2 separate regions of the Homo sapiens genome follow, and region 1 is linked to region 2. A link is a loop called in an ENCODE intact Hi-C map of the cell type or tissue named here. Cell type or tissue: endothelial cell of umbilical vein. All regions are shown on one strand.

Region 1 (8,000 bases), 120 kb after region 2:
CGGCAGAGTGAGGAGGCTGAGATGAGCCCCGGGGGTCGGTTTCTCGAAGCCCCCGTCAGAGCTGATGTTCGGGCCACACGTTCTCTTGGGGTGATCCGTTCTGTGTCACTGGACTCGCCCCCCGCCTCATTTCCTCACTGGCCCAGTAGTAACTGCAGCCACTGGAGGCGGATACCCACTGAGGCTGTTCCCATCTGTCCTTTATGACGGCTTGCGATGGACCCGCCTGATGAAGGGGCCCAGCAGTGCCGGTGCCTGCCTAGAATTCAGGATGGAGATTCTGAGAACCCTGACCACGGCATAGGGGCTTGGGGTACAAAGGAAAGAAGAGGCACTAGGTTCTCAGAGATGCTGGTGCAGTGGCTTTTAGAATCAGAAAGAAAAAATGGGAAATGCACGCTCACGGTAGAGGAAATGGGAGAAGTTGCGGAAGTCTGAAAAAGGCAGGGACATATACCATGAAGCCAGCCTCATTCGTAGTTTCACTTCCCCCAGGTTTTTTTCAGTGCCCTTTTATGTCTTTTAAGATGATGAGATTTTCAACTGTTCTGTCTTGACATGACTCTTTGGAGAACGAGTACTTTGAGAGACATTCTGAAGAGCTCTGAGCAACATGGTAGACCCATTTCAAAGGAGAGGGATGGACGGATGGCGGCGTCCTGCCTTCTCTGCCGAGAATGGGGCCGCCTTGTGATTCCTGTCCAGAAAATCAGCTTGGGTGCAGGTGGCTGTGTTGGAGCTGTGGTGGCACCTGCAGTCCCGCCTGTCTCTTCCCACCCTTTGTTTTTGTCTTCTCTGGTTTCAGATCTTTTGTGTTTGTGCATATATTTTGTCACATTGTTGCGGCCTTTTTCGTAGCGTTCATTGATTCTTTTCATTTTGCCTGTGTGATTTTGCACATCGCTTGTACCCTTAGAAGGTCCGTGTCTACGTAGAGATCAACTATACAACCAGATTTTCTATTACCTATTGGGCGGTTTCCTTTCCTCCCTCCCTCTTCCCCTCCACACCCTTCTATTGATCTGGAATTCATTTTGTCTTTGGGTGTGAGTTGAAGCCCTGAGAGGGGGGATCTGTGCTCTGAACACCAGCCAGTTGTCCTAGCATCACAGGGAATGATTCTTTCCTTCTTGGGTGATTGTGACGCTCCTTTTAATTGCATGTTAAATATTTACATGGATGGAGGTCTGTTCTGGGCTGTCTGGTTCCTGCAGAGGATGAGTGGCCATGATTGAGGGAAGGTGTCCAGAAGGAAGTTCCCACTCCTTCTTTCACAGTCTGATGAGGTCCTGGATTCCTCTGAAGGCCCCGGGGCCCACTCTGTTATTCCTGTGGAGGAAGTCAGCCTGAGGGGGAGGGCGTCGTGGTGGCACCTGCAGTTCCGTCTGTCGCATTGATGTTGGCTGGTTCTGCTCTCAAAGGCGCCGGCTCTGTAGTGATGTCAGCGCCGTGTGACTTGAGGAGGAGACCCCACTGCTGCGGTGTGTCTGGGGTTCATCTTCAGGGCGCAGCTGATAAGATGCTTCTGTTGCGCTCACAATGCCAGTCATTGCAGCAGAAGTAATGGCAGGTGATGGGAGACTCATTGTTGGGGTGAGAAAAGGCACAATAAGCTATTGTCACAGGCAGGGCTCCCTGTGAAGCGGAACGTGATGCAGAGGCCACTGGGCAGGACGTTTAGGTTTGCTGGGGAGCACAGCAGCAGGGGAAGAGGACAGTGAGGCTGGGATGCAGCCTCCATGCAGCCTGTCGCTTTCTCCACAGGAGCTCTGGCCTGGGCCAGACTGCCGAGTCACCCTGATTCAGGAGTAGGGTGAGGGGCAGGCTTTGTTACCCCGCGCTAGTCACTGGCCTGGTCATTGGGTGCAGGCTGGCCCAGGAAGGGGGCTGATGTGGCCTCAAAAGGGCTCTTTCCAGTGAGACAGTTCTGGGTGGCCCCCGGTGAAGGTCCTTCCGCTGGCCACTCTCCAGAGTTGGCTTCAGAAGGGGACCTGGGGGCCGCGTGGCAGCGTCCACCACCATCCTCACCTGCTGTGGAAATGCACTGCAGAGCCCGTCTGTCCTCCAGGATGTGAAGGGGCCCTGGCGGGAAGCAGGCCTGAGTTCTGCGCTGGACAGGACTGAAGCTCACTCGTGTTTCCTTCTTGTCTTGCAGCGTCTCCCTTCTCTCCTGGACAGAAGGCCGTGTCCTGGGACTTCTCTGATGGCGAGAGGCTGCGGCTGTACCAGGTAGGCAGTGCAGGCATGGTGTGAGTGGGTTGCCATACCTGGACCCGCTTTACCATGTCATGACCAAGGTGCCGGACTCATGGGGACACAGGCCCCAAACGTGTGCAGAGCAGCTGCAGGAGGGAGAATGCTTCTGGAAGCTTCTGGTGACACTTGACCTTTCTCAGGCACTGCAGGCCTGTCCCTCATGGCGCTCTCCTCCTGTCCTCGAAGCCCACAGTGTTGTCCCCAGTGTGGGAAGGTCATTTGTCATCCTGGCATCCAGAAGCCCGGCCCCGGCGCATTCCCAGAACAGCCCCGTGTTTCTCTTTTCAGCGAATCCACTTTCTGTTGCCACCCGTGGAACGTTCTCACTCTTCCAAGAAGCCAGGCTAGCAGCTCCCCCACCCCAGCAGCCGCGGGACAGAGCCCAGGTTGGGTGGTGTGTACACAAAGGAGGGATTGTTCTCACGTCGCCCTGCGACGAGATGGGGATGGACCCGCGGTTAGAGGTCACCCTCCCTGGGGCGTCAGGGGAGCATTTGTCCTTGAAACACGCTGGCAAAAAATGTTCCAAGGAAGCCTCAGCTGGTGTTTGTGAGGAAGAGCTGGATTAAATGGTGTTCTGGTAAAATGTTCCTGGAGGTTTTCTTGGCTGTTCTTGGCTTTTATACTCCTGGTTGGCAATAGAAGGAACACCCTCCTTTGTAAAGTCGGTTGGATAGGATCACCTACCTCATAGGGCGGGCACAGCCTCCAGTTTTTTAGAAAAGCAACATACAAGTCTTTCCCCACCAAGTAGAAAGGATTGGATCTAAGTAAACGCTACGTTTGGATGCTCAAGGCCAAAGGGGGAGTTGAGAAGCCGCAGCTCACAGTGGGATTCCTTTCTGGGCCACGTTGGAATTTTAAAAGCCCTTCTAAATAAAGCAGGCAGCTACTTGCACTGTTTCAGGTTTTTCTTTAAATCCTGTAAACTGAGGGTAGCTGATTGGATTTTATTTCAACTTCTCCCCCCACCCTTTCTGTCCTGTCTCTTTGTTTTCCAGTATCTGCCTGTGCCTTAGGATGGAGAGAAGGTTTGAGATGTTCAGGAGGAGGCTCAGGGCTTTTCATAGTGACGTGAGGAATTCAGGAGTTCTCTGGTCCCAGGGTCAGTCCTCCGCCCACTGGGGCCTCAGCGACTTGAAACACTTCAGCCCAGGCAGAGGCCACCAGCAGGCCTTTCCTTATAAGTGCAGCCCCTGGCCCTGGAGGCTGTGGTCTCTTTGGGCTGCGGTGAACCCTCCTGAAAGGCATCCACATTCCTGGCATTCTTTCTGCCTGGCATTGGTCAGAAAGCGGGGGTTTCTAAAATCAAAGGCGAGCACTGCAGCTTGGTTCTTGTCTGTAGATAAACTGGAGAGACACCAGGGGGTTGTGCGGCATGGTTCTCTTTGGGCCCCCACATGGACTGGCCTCGCTGGACTTTGCATTTGGGGCATCGCCAGAGCAGGCCCCATCCTGAGCAAAGCAGGAGGAGGTTAATGGGGGTCCCTCTCGGGCTCCAGCAGTTCCTTGGGCGGCACGCATGTGGTTTGCTTTTTCTGACCCTGTGCCAGAGTTACTGGGGCAGCAAGACATCTGGGAAGAGGAACGGGAGGGTGGGACGGGTGCCGCCATCCCACAGCGGTGCCCGCTTGTCTCCGTGGCGGGCACACAGGCTTCCGGGAGCCCGGTGAGGGAGGTGCACCCAGACTTGCCCTGGATACAGCGGGCAGAGCGTTGCATGTGCCTCTGGGTGGGGTGTAGGGGTGCTTGGGGGCGTGGGTCCCCACAGCAGTTAGAGACCATCCACAGGCCACCACACTTTAAGCTGATTTTCGTTTTGCCTTGTTTTCCCAGAGGCATACATGTAGTGTTTTCTTGGTGCCTCTGAATAGTCACAGTCTGATTTGCCTGGGGGTCAGTGAGAGACACGGCTACCCAGGGTTTCCATTTCCAGGCCCCGAGTTTTGTCCGTGGCAAATTTCGTGATTTGCACATAGTTCCCACCTCATGGGTTCAAGTTGTTAACCTGATCCTGCTCCCACTGTCATCACCATCAGAGGTAGTTTATCCTGGTGCCTGGTGTCCTTCAGGATGAAGGAGGCAGCAGAAATGCTCCCTGACTCAGTTCCTGAGACCAGAATGACTGAGGAAACAGGAGGCCTGCAGCAGAGCACGGCCGATTGCTCCTCCGGGGAGTGTCAGCTAGGGGACGGAGCCGGTGCGGAGATCGAGGCCCCACAAGGCCTGCCCCTGTGGTTGTTCCCACTGTCCCACTGATGGCTGGGAAGGGTGAGCTCCAGCCCCCGGTGGCTTGAACACCCTCTGTAGTTGTGTCTGCTCAAGGCCTGGGAACACCCTGCCTGTTTCACAGATGAGAAACTCATCTCAGAGTACTCAGAAACCCAGAATACTTCATTCAAGTTCAAGTTCAGAGGGTGATTAAGAAGAATCAGAAGACTGGGTGCGGTGGCTCATGCCTGTAATCCCAGCACTTTGGGAGGCCGAGGTGGGCGGATCACGAGATCAGGAGATCAAGACCATCCTGTCTAACACGGTGAAACCCTGTCTCTACTAAAAATACAAAAAAATTAGCCGGGCGTGGTGGTGGGCGCCTATAGTCCCAGCTACTTGGGAGGCTGAGGCAGGAGAATCACCTGAACCCAGGAGGCGGAGATTGCAGTGAGCTGAGATTGCACCACTGCACTCCAGCCTGGGCGACAGAGCGAGACTCCATCTCCAAAAAAAAATAAAAAATAAAAAAGTCTCGGAGCCCAGCCTGCAGACCGGCTGCATTTGTGTGTCCCCTAAACCACTCCTCTGTTCCTTTAGCTTAGCTGGGTGCCTGGGGGGGCACGTGAACCACGTGGGCTGGTACCACACCCCCTCTAGACTGGCCAATGGGAATAAATCATGAGCCACAAACAGGAGACGTAAAAATGAACAGGTAAACATAATTTTTTTTCTTGGGATTGTAAATTCACACGACAGTTGAAGGTGCAGTGAAGAAATGGGTGGTAGCGGAGTCACCCACTCTTCGCAGGGCGACTGGCCACGCAGGCTCTGCCTGCACACCTCCTGCCTGGACCATGTGGAAAGTCTTCAGGGGTCACGTCAGACTGAGGTTCTCCAAAGTTCCTATCCCTTTGTGTGTTTGGTGAGCTTTTTGTTTGTTGGTTTTGGTTTCGAGGTGAAAGTCACATAACCTCCAGCTGACCGCTGCAGTGGGCATTGAGTACATTCTTGGTCCTGTGTCACCACCGCCTCTCTCTCGTTTCAAAACTTCGTCATCACCCTGGAAGAGCACCCTGTACTCACTACATGACCACACCCGTTGCCCCTGCCCCCGCCTCTGGCTACCACTAATTGGTTTACTTTTGAGGTTTGCATTGGGCTATGTCCCCATGGCCTTCGATCTGTGACAGAGATCCTGGCTTTCATACATCCTTGGGACAGAGAAACTAAGGCCAGCGTCCTTAATAGCATGACCAGGTCTGCTTGGACTGTCCTTTGAGGTGTCCTGCAGGCACTGATTCTGCACCTGCCAAGGCCTGACCTCCCCGTAATCAGCAGATAATCCAATAGAGGAGAAGGGCACTTGAGGCCATGCAGCGGCTGAACGGGAAGCTGTGCTCAGCGTCTCTCCAAGCCTCTGCATTCCAGTGACAACGTCCGCAGGGCCTCAGTGAATAAACCGCTGCAAATGCACGTTGGTGAGGCCATCAGCTGCCGAAGGGAAGCTGGGGAATCTGGACGGAGGAGAAAGAAACGTGAGCTGCACTCCCGGCGACACATTGGACTAAGAACGGCGCCTGCCTTCTTGAGAGGCTTGTTTTGTGGTGTCATAACTAGCCTGCCTTACACCTTTCTTAAAGCAAGCATGTTGTGAGTTCACAGGAGGGATTTTTAACATACTTGAGGCTTTGGGGACAAAAGACATCAGTCAAAGAAAGATTCCGCTATTATTTATTTCAAGAGCCTTTGAATCTCTTGCTGAAATCTGCTCCCATTTTGAAGAAGCTTCCCATCAAATCAGAAAAGCCCTGATTTTCCTGTCTCTGTGTTTGGAATTGTCCCCCACCCTGTTGTTAGTTCATTCCTTAAAGTTGTCTGGGCAGACTGCAATTTCGGAAGGGCACCTGGATGCGTTTCATTCTTGGGTCAGAAAAATACCTATGCAAAGAGCTTCTGACCAAGCATAGACAGATTTCAATTATTGGCACAATAGCATGTTACATAAATCAATTTCCTTGGGCCTCAGTTTTCTCCTTGGTAAAGATGGAACCTGGGTCTCTGAAGGTTCTCAAAGACTAAAAAGGAATCTAAGACACCCTCAGACTTGCTCAAGAAGAAAACAGGGCAGGATTATTGGAATGATCCAGAAAGAGAGCACAGTGAATCTTCTCAAACTTTGAGAAATGAATTGGTCATCAAAAATTAGACTTTCCTCTCACCTGTGCAGCTGGCTCTGTCACGCGGCCTCTGCTGCTCACCACCAGCACATACCTGGCCCAGGAGTGGCTGCCAGTCAATGCGCAGCAGCCCTTTGCAGGACCTGCCCTTGGGCTGCTTTTGAGTTTCTGAGCATCCAAGTCTCAGAAGCAGCTGGTTGGGCCAGCTCAAGCTCTGGGTCCGCTGTGGATTGATTCACCTGTACCTGGTCTCCACCACTGATCCATCTGGAGAGGGGTGAGGCCACAGGGGTTTCCAGGCTGGGGGTGTGCCTGGGCCAGGCAGCGACAGCCACTGGGAACCCCAGGCAATAGGGGAAGTGGCACTCACTTATCCTCGGCTGGGCTTCTCTGCAGGCTCCCTCCCTCCTTCCCTTCTTCCTTCCTTTCGGAACTCCCTACAACCCTATCACGTTAAGCAAGTCCTGTAGCCTCTCTGGGCCTCACTTCTCCTACCTGCTTATGGAGGGCCCCCGAGCCTGGGCTGTGTGGCTTCACTGTTAACATGTTATTGATGTGACTGGGGGGTTGCCCCTGTGCCTGACGTTTCATTCATGCCGTTCTCCCATGCAGGTTGCTCTCCTGATCTGGGCCCCGCCCTTTGGTTCCAGGGGATATGAAGGTCAGAGGAGGGATTAGCATGATCCACTGGCCAGAGTCAATAACACGGGGCCCCTCCTTCCAAGAGGGGCTTAGCCAGAAGGGGAAGCCTGGATCTTGGGCTCGGGCTCTGATGCTTTGTCTCTGAGCCGCTGACATGGAGGACGTCAAGCCGCGATGTTCATGTCCCCATTGCGTAGAGGTGGGTCCTGTAGTCCCACATGTGGTGTGCTCTGAATCTCCTTTCCACTCTGTTGGAGGGTCAGAGGGACTTGAAAGATCACAGAGCCCAGCCTCGCATTTGGCAGAAGAGAAAGCAGAGACATAAAGGCCAGGGACTTGTGCCGGGTCCTACCCGCTATCTGGTGCCCCACACACTGGGGCCTGTCCCCACTGCCAGCAGCCTCTGTGTGGGTTCTGCCTTTTTCTGCACTGGTGGTGTCTCCCCATCGCCCCAGCTGCTTGTGGGCAGGCGTCACCTTGTTCTGACCTCTTTCCTTCCCCCAGGCAGCTCTGGACTTTGCTCTCAGTAAACACAACTTGATTCTTTTCCTTCTTACCTTATCATTGCCCATAAATCCCGTTTACACGGTGCCCACTTTTGTGTCTGAGCTGGGACGTACAACCTCGTCTCTGCCTCCAGTTTTTGAGAAATTAATTATAAACAGTGTTGACAGAGGCTCTGGCTTGACTTGGGGCATCTGCTGCTCTTCC
Region 2 (8,000 bases):
TCTTAGACACATTTCTGTTAAAATACATGTAGGTCTTCTTCATTCCTTGTCATGGATATATAGCATTCCATTAGATGATACCAAATTCATCAATCTGTTCCAGACTGATGGCACTTAGGTTGCTTTAGGGCTAGTTGGTTTGTTGGTTTTATTTTGTTTTGCTTACAGTATAATTTAGTGGATCCCTCATTATTTCGATATTCCCTTATAATTTTTTTTTTTCCTGAGGTGGAGCCTCACTCTGCCGCCCAGGTTTGAGTGCAGTGACGCAATCTCGGCTCACTGCAACCTCCGTCTCTTGGGTTCAAGTGATTCTCGTGCCTCAGCCTCCCAAGTAGCTGAGATTACAGGCACTTGCCACCACACCCAACTAATTTTCATATTTTTAGTAGAGACGGGATTTCACCATGTTGGCAAGGCTGTCTCAAACTCCTGACCTCAAACAATTTGCCCACCTTGGCCTCCCAAAGTGCTGTGATTACAGGCATGAGCCATTGTACCCGGCCTCCCTTAAATATTTTTAAACACAAATTAAGGCTTTTACACAAATGTCTCCAATATATTCATTTATGTAAATAAATTTTTTTAGAATAATACTACCTCTGGGATGTGAGGCCATGGAGGGGTCATGTGGAAGGAATGAGCTAATATATTTCACTTTCAATCCTTTGCTACTGTCAGTTTTTACAACTAAGTGTAATGCTTTTCTAATTTTAATCAAAATATATACAGAGGTAATGCTATAATAACATTTTCACAAAGACAGCCTTTTTCTTTCTCAGGACTGTATCTCAGGAGATGTGTCTAAAAGTTAGATTACTGGGTTAAACGGCACAATCCTGAAAGTGTTATACCCACTCTTATGGTCTGGAGAGATCTCAGAGGTTTAACATTCTGCCTGTGGTTCCTACCAGCAGGTAAAAATAGAGATAGCCATTGCATTACTCTGTTATAACACTGCTATAAAGAACTGCCAGGGCAGATCATGAGATCAGGAGTTAGAGACCAGCCTGGCCAACACGGTGAAACCCCGCCTTTACTAAAAATACAAAAATTAGCTGGCCATGGTGGCAGGCACCTATAATCTCAGCTACTCAGGAAGCTGAGGCAGGAGAATCGTTTGAACCCAGGAGGCGGAGGTTGCGGTGAGCCGAGATTGCGGCATTGCACTCCAGCCTGGGCGACAAGGCGAGACTCTGTCTCAAAAAACAAAACAAAACAAAACAAAAAAAACTGCCAAGACTGGGTAACTTATAAAGAGAAGAGGTTTAATTGCCTCAGCCTCTTCAGCCAGTTCCACTGAAGAGGCCTCAGGAAACTTACAATCGTGGCAGAAGGGGAAGCAGGCACATCTTACATGGCAGGAGGTGAGAGAGAGAGCGAGAGGAGGGCAGAGAAGAGAGGAGACAGGAGAAGGGTGGAGAGAGAGACAGGGAAAGAGAGCAGGAAAAACTATCATTTATAAAAACATCAGATCTCATGAGAATTCACTCACTATCAGGAGAACAGCATGGGGGAACCACCCCTATAATCCAATCACTTCCCTCTCTCCACTCCTGGGGATTACAGGTCCCTCCCTCAATACTCGAGGGTTACAATTCGAGGTGAGATTTCAGTGGGGACACAGAGCTAAACCATATCAGCCATATTCCATTGTGTTGTGTCTAACAGTGGAAGCTCCACATATGCAGCTAGTGTGAAGGAGGTGATCTTAAAATCCATTCGAAGAGGCTCAACTGGTGGAAGTGCTCGAATGGGTCCTATGTGATTCAGCTCCATTCTCATCCACTTGCAGCTCTGGATCGAAAACCCAGAGATGAGTGACATTCTGTTCTTATGGGTGCCCAGAGTGGTAGCTGGTGTATTTGAGGATGGCAGATAGTGCTATAAAACAAGAGTCCCGTTGAGACTTTGCTCAAACAGAGCCCCCGCCTGTCTGTTGGAGATTCTTTGTTTCACCCTTTTCAGTAACCAGAGCCACAGCTTCTTTGCTCACGTCCAAATGGAGAAAAAAAAATGGCTGAGCTTTGCACTGCCTGGGTCACCCCTAACTCAATCCCTGCCACCAGGCTGCAGATTTGGGTAGCAGTTTGTTGCCCTAACACAGGATAACTGTGATTGGTTGATATCAATCAAGATATGTCCCTAAAGACCCAGAGGAGCCAATCTCAATCAAGCCTTGGCTGCAGCACAGTGAGAAGTCCCCTGGCATGGCCAGGAGAAACCTACTTTGCCCAACAGGTACGTATCCATGATTGGAAAGGAAAAAAGACCAATTTGTACTGAACCTATATTGAGTACTGACTAAGGAGCTTTTACCATTTAATTTAACCCCAACAGTCCTTAGGGGGAGGGCTTGCTATGCTTATTTCACAGATAAGAAAACTTTAGCTCAGAGAGTATGAGTCATTTGCTTAAGGTCCCACAGCTAATATGCATCAAAGCTTATCTCACCGATTTCATATGCTGCTTGGCACAGCTTGTTAATGACCCTGAAGTCCATCCAAGCTAGACCTGGGAAATACATTTTAGATCCCATTCCCCCAAGTTTTGTTGTTAAAACTCATGTAGAGTATTTGGAATACATATATATGGAATATGAACATATATATATATATAAAAACATATATATATATGGTTTAGACTAAAGTTGGAAGGAAAACTAAAGATATGTTTTTTCCAGTTAAGCATCTTCTAACAGTTTAAGTAATTGGTTTGTGTTATCAGATTGTGGTCTAAACTAGATCACAGGAATGAATCATAGCTGATGTAATGCACACATGTCTTAGCACAGCTATTATGTGGTACCCAGGTGCACTGAATTTTACAATATGAAACCAGAGCTCTGCCCTTGAACCCGGTGAGCAATTATGGCATCATGAACTAGGCACTTGGATGCAGTTCAAAGAGCTGAGAACAAGTTACGAAAACGCAGGGAAAGTAAACTTCGGAGTTCCAGAGAGGTCACTCAATCTCCTCCTGGCCTTGCAGAGATGCCGATATCAGCTCCATGTGAAAACTGGTGGGGAAAACCTACAAGTCCAGGCTTTCACTTTTCCCTTAAAAGAACAGGGGTTGTCCTGAGCTGTGTAGCCTCTGGGATGGTGAGTCTTCCAGAAAATTTTCTCCCAGGGGACTTCACGGAAGAAGAAATTCCCTTCAAACTTGGGCTTTTCAGTTCTGTTACTAGCATTTGGGATTGGACCAATAGCCCCTGATGGCAATTCTGGTTGGGCAGGGGAAGTGTGAGAGTGTGGTGGGCAGGTGGGTAGAGGTGGGAAACGAAGCAAAGGGACAGAGACATGCAGGCTAATGTGGATGGTGGAGACCTCCCAGCAAGGGCAGCACTGCCTGCAGCAATGCCAGAAAGACAGCCTGAAAGAGAAGCTTTCTGCAACCTTAGTTCTTTTTGCTCAGGAAGTACTAAAGTTAGAACCTGCTGTCTTTTAAAAAGAAATGATGTTATTTCACAGATCCGCACATTTAAATAACAAATAAGCCAAGACAAAACAAAACAAAATGTGAAGTCCTAAAATTTAGTTAAGATACATTTTTCTTCTAAGAGACTGCATGGAAATTTTGTTGTTGAAATAATTCACTGTGCTGAGCTTCACTTGAAATGCTTAAATACCTTGAAACCATTTCCATTTTTGCCTTTACTCAAAATAAGTGGTTACTTTCTAATGAATGAAAAGCCCAGTATGTGAAAAGTGTGGCTTAGGCCAATAAAAAGGGAGGTAACAGCATTTTAGTAGTTTCTCAGAAGCAGTTAAAAAATAACACAATGAAGTTTAACAGGCTGAGGAAACATCACACCCCATCATTAAAAACAGCAATGCCAAAAATACCCAGGGGTGAACAGAGGTGAGGGAGACTGCCAAAAGATTATTGCTTGAAGGATTGCCTTTCCTTGTACGGGTACCTACCCAGGGCAGTTGCTCCAGGTTCATGCAGGGGTGGCCATATTTTGTATCACGTGATCCTCAGTCCACAAGCTGATTGGACCAGAGGAGGCCACTTCCCCAGAGGCTGATCAGAACACCGTGATACAGCTCCCTGCAGGGGGCGCTGCGCTGTTTTTGCAGCCAAATGCAAAATGAAACTGTAAGTGCTCTCATTCAAAAAGCAGGAGAAACGTGCCATGGAATGTAGTAAAAGATAAGGCTTTTCCCTTTTTCTACAGTCTCTCAATTTGTTATGGTGTTTTTACTTTGCTCCTTGAGGTCGTTTTGAGTAAAGAAAGAATACAATTTTAAATCATTAGCATGAATTTTACCATTACTCTTCATATTGTGCAATTTCACGTTTAAATACAAACATAAGTACATTTAACTCATATGCAGCATCACCAAAATTACACAATTTGTATTTTGTGGCTTGTACATGCATATATATTTCATTCTTAGCAGAACATTGGAAACACTACAACACATGAACTCAACTGTCTTTATTTCACTTCTTGGTGCACACATTTTCTACTAACAACCTCTACTTTTGGCTTATTGATGAATAAGGAAAGACTTAAAAAAAAAAAAAAAAAAGGAAAAAGCAAGTCTGGCTCTCTTGCCCTTTCCTTCTAAGTCCTCGTTTTCAGCATAAGGGGTTAGCTGGCATAGCTCTGAAGCCTGAATATCTGAGACAGATCTCAGTTAATTTAGGAAGTTTATTTTGCCAAAGTTAAGGACATGCACCTGTGACATAACCTCAGGAGGTACTGATGACATGTGCCCAAGGACATCGGAGCACAGCTTCTGAGAAACCATTAAAATGGTGTCACCTCCCCTTTTATTGTCCTAACCCACACTTTTCACATACTGGGATTTGCATTCATTAGAAAGTAGCCACCACCTGATTTGAGTAAAGGCAAAAATGGAAATGTTTTCAAGGTATTTAAGCATTTCAATTGAAGCTCAGTACAACGAATTATTTCAACAACAAAATTTTCATGTAGTCTCTACAGAGATATGAGACATCAATCAATATATGCAAGATAAACATTGGTTTAATACTGAAATTCCAGGTCATAGGTAGATAAGAGACAAATGGTTGCATTCTTCTGAGTTTCTGATGAGCCTTTCCAAAGGAGGCCATCAGATATGCATTTATCTCAGTGAAGAGTGGGATGACTTTGAATAAATGGGAGGCAGGTTTGCCCTAAGCAGATCCAGCTTGACTTTTCCCTTTAGCTGAGTGATTTGGAGGCCCCAGGATCTATTTTCCTTTCATGTAAGGAAGTCACATGAGTAACGAAGGACATGACAGAGTCCCTTGGTAATTCACGTTTCTCACAGTGCCATTGACTTCCTCCAACTTCTAGAGCAAGTCCTGGATCTAGTGACACATGTACTGAATAAATGACAGTGGGAAGCAGAGCAAAACTCATGGGGCCAAGATACTTTCATTTTTCCACTTTTTTTTTTTTTGCTGGCACTTTGTGTTGCTGTGATATGTAAACATAGATGTCAATTTTCAACACTTTCTTCTTCCTTTTATTAAAAAAAAAAGTTACTGTGTTTCATCATGATTGGTTAAGAATTATTGTTTTGTGTTCAGGTTTTCATTGGTAAAAGATTGAAACTGGGCCCCATGCTGTGGCTCATGCCTATAATCCTAGCACTTTGGGAGGCCGAGGCAGGCAGATCACCTGAGGTCAGGAGTTCAAGACCAGCCTGGCCAACATGGTGAAACCCCGTCTCTACTAAAAATACAAAAAAATTAGCCGGGCCTGGTGGTGGGCGCCTGTAATCCCAGCTACTCAGGAGGCTGAGGCAGAAGAATTGCTTGAACCCAGGAGGTAGAGGTTGCAGTGAGCCGAGATCACACCATTGCATTCCAGCCTGGACAATGAGAGCAAAATTTCATCTCAAAAAAAAAAAAAAGATTGAAAAAGATTGAAACTGACTGCCAGGCATGGTGGCTCACCCCTGTAATCCCAGCACTTTGGGAGACCAAGGCGGGCAGATCACCTGAGGTCAGGAGTTTGAGACCAGCCTGGCTAACATAGTGAAACACCATCTCTACTAAAAATACAGAAATTAGCCGGGTGTGGTGGTGCACACCTGTAATCCCAGCTACTTGGGAGGCTGAGGCAGGAGAATCGCTTGAACTGGGAAGGCTGAGTTTGCAGTGAACCGAGATTGTGCCACTGCACCCCAGCCTGGGCAACAGAGCAAGACTCTGTCCCAAAAAAAAAAAAAAAAAAGTATAAAAATGAAAATGTATCATTTTAAATTAGATTTACTTGTTTAATTATTTACTAAGTGACAGATTTACCAGACTCAAAACTTTAAATTGTTTAAGAATGAAATAGAAGCAAAATTCTCCCTTCCTCCTCTGCTGCCTTATCCTCTCTTTCCGCCCTCTCCCCAGATAGATAACTATTGTAATCAATCCCTTAGTTATCTTCCGAATTTTTTAAATATACATCTAAAGTCTGTTAAATTGTGACTCCAAAATATACATTCATGTCCTAATCTTCAGTATTGGTGAATGTGACCTTATGGGAAAAAGGATCTTTATCAGCAGATATCATTAAGTTATCTCAAGATGAGAGCACTCTGCATTGAGGAGAGGCCCTAAACTCAACAGCAGGTGTGGGGGTTTTTTGGGGATTCTTTTTACTTTTTTTTTTTTTTCGAGATGGAGTTTCACTCTTGTTGCCCAGGCTGGAGTGCAATGGCACAGTCTCGGCTCACTGCAACCTCTGCCTTCCCAGGCACAAGCAATTCTCCTGTCTTAGCCTCCCAGGTAGCTTGGATTACAGGCATGTGCCACCATGCCCAGCTAATTTTTTTGTATTTAGTAGAAACGAGGTTTCACCATGTTAGTCAGGCTGGTCTCAAACTCCTGACCTCAGGTGATCCACCTGCCTGGGGCTCCCAAAGTGCTGGGATTACAGGCGTGTGCCACCACACCCAGCCGAGGTGTTCTTTTAAGAGAAGAGAAAGTCAGAGACTTTGAGAAGAGGGCTATGTGAGTCACAGGCACAGATGGAAGTGAGGCTGCCGTCAACCAAAGAAGGCCTAGGACTGCCAGACGCTGGAAGAGGGAAAGGGGGACTCTCCTTCGGGTCTTCAGAATGGGCCCATGTGGCCCTGCTCACACTTGATTTCAGACTTCGACCTACAGAATTGTGAAAGAATAAAACTCTGTTGTCTTTAAGCCATCGTGTTTTTGGCAATTTGTTATAACAGCCCCAGGGACGGAAAACAACATCTAAGCAATGCAAGAATATATTCTTTTTTGTGTGATTTTATCCTTAAAAGCCTTCACCCTTTAGTGACGTTATCTCTTTAGAGAAACATAAGCAGTTCTCAAGGAGGTATGGATCTCACTGAAACAATGAACTTAATGACTGCCACGGCCCACTCTCGTCACCCCTGCCAGGAAGGGATCTGAAGGCTGAACCATATCTTTTCCAGACACTGTAGCTGAAAAGTGTCGCACCTGTCACAGATTCTCAGGGCCGCCTCCAAGAAGGGAATACCTACGCCTGCTGCCAATGCAAAGCTGTGAGAAAGTCTTTTTACTCCCAGCAGGAGGGCCACATTCATTGACTTTCGTTCACCATTTAACGGTAGTTCTTAGAATGTGTCACCTAGTCTGCTATCACAAAAATCCAAAGCCTGAATAGTTTTTAAACCATAGGAAAGTTGGAAGAAAAATATTTTCTACTCCTTAATAATGCCAGGGCTTAATTATACACTTCTTGAATTGCAGCTTCAGGGAATTTCAAAACACATAATTTAGCCTTCTTCGACCGTATGAAATATTCTATTGGAACAAACAAGATTGGGGCTATTATATCAAGTTCATCTTACCCAGACAGTAGAAGCAGTAATTCATACTTTCAGAGAGAGGGAGAGAGAATTTGCCTTAAGCGGCCAATTTTAACTTCTGCAGATTCTAATTTTTAACATTGGGGTTAAGCTCCAGTTAATGCTGAAAATAAATGTGTGTTGCCTGGAGCCAAAGGCAGAAAATTGTGAGTCTCGGGAATA

Evidence for each region. Peaks named below come from ENCODE experiments on the same cell type or tissue, not always from the same donor. Only the 100,000 strongest peaks of a DNase experiment are listed, where the experiment ranks them.
Region 1: a loop joins it to region 2, with 5 times the contacts of the local background. A loop is called at or near these places in 8 of 110 quality-filtered maps.

Annotation. Positions count from the first base shown.
Region 1 is chr2:234,993,148-235,001,147 of GRCh38, forward strand. SH3BP4 (SH3 domain binding protein 4) reads left to right here. Exons shown (of 6, transcript NM_014521.3): 2 at 2,156-2,229. Among named protein-coding and RNA genes, the nearest start is that of SH3BP4, 45 kb to the left of the region's middle. RefSeq lists silencers at 3,318-3,612, 4,238-4,532 and enhancers at 5,632-6,261, 6,377-7,053. In endothelial cell of umbilical vein, a CTCF peak has its summit at 3,459; DNase peaks (open chromatin) are centred at 3,484 and 4,364; H3K27ac peaks cover 3,886 bases.
Region 2 is chr2:234,877,835-234,885,834 of GRCh38, forward strand. All of the region lies in intron 2 of LOC101927896 (a long non-coding RNA gene), which reads right to left. Among named protein-coding and RNA genes, the nearest start is that of SH3BP4, 70 kb to the right of the region's middle. In endothelial cell of umbilical vein, a CTCF peak has its summit at 4,052 (motif pointing right); DNase peaks (open chromatin) are centred at 2,457, 2,847 and 4,057; H3K27ac peaks cover 2,209 bases.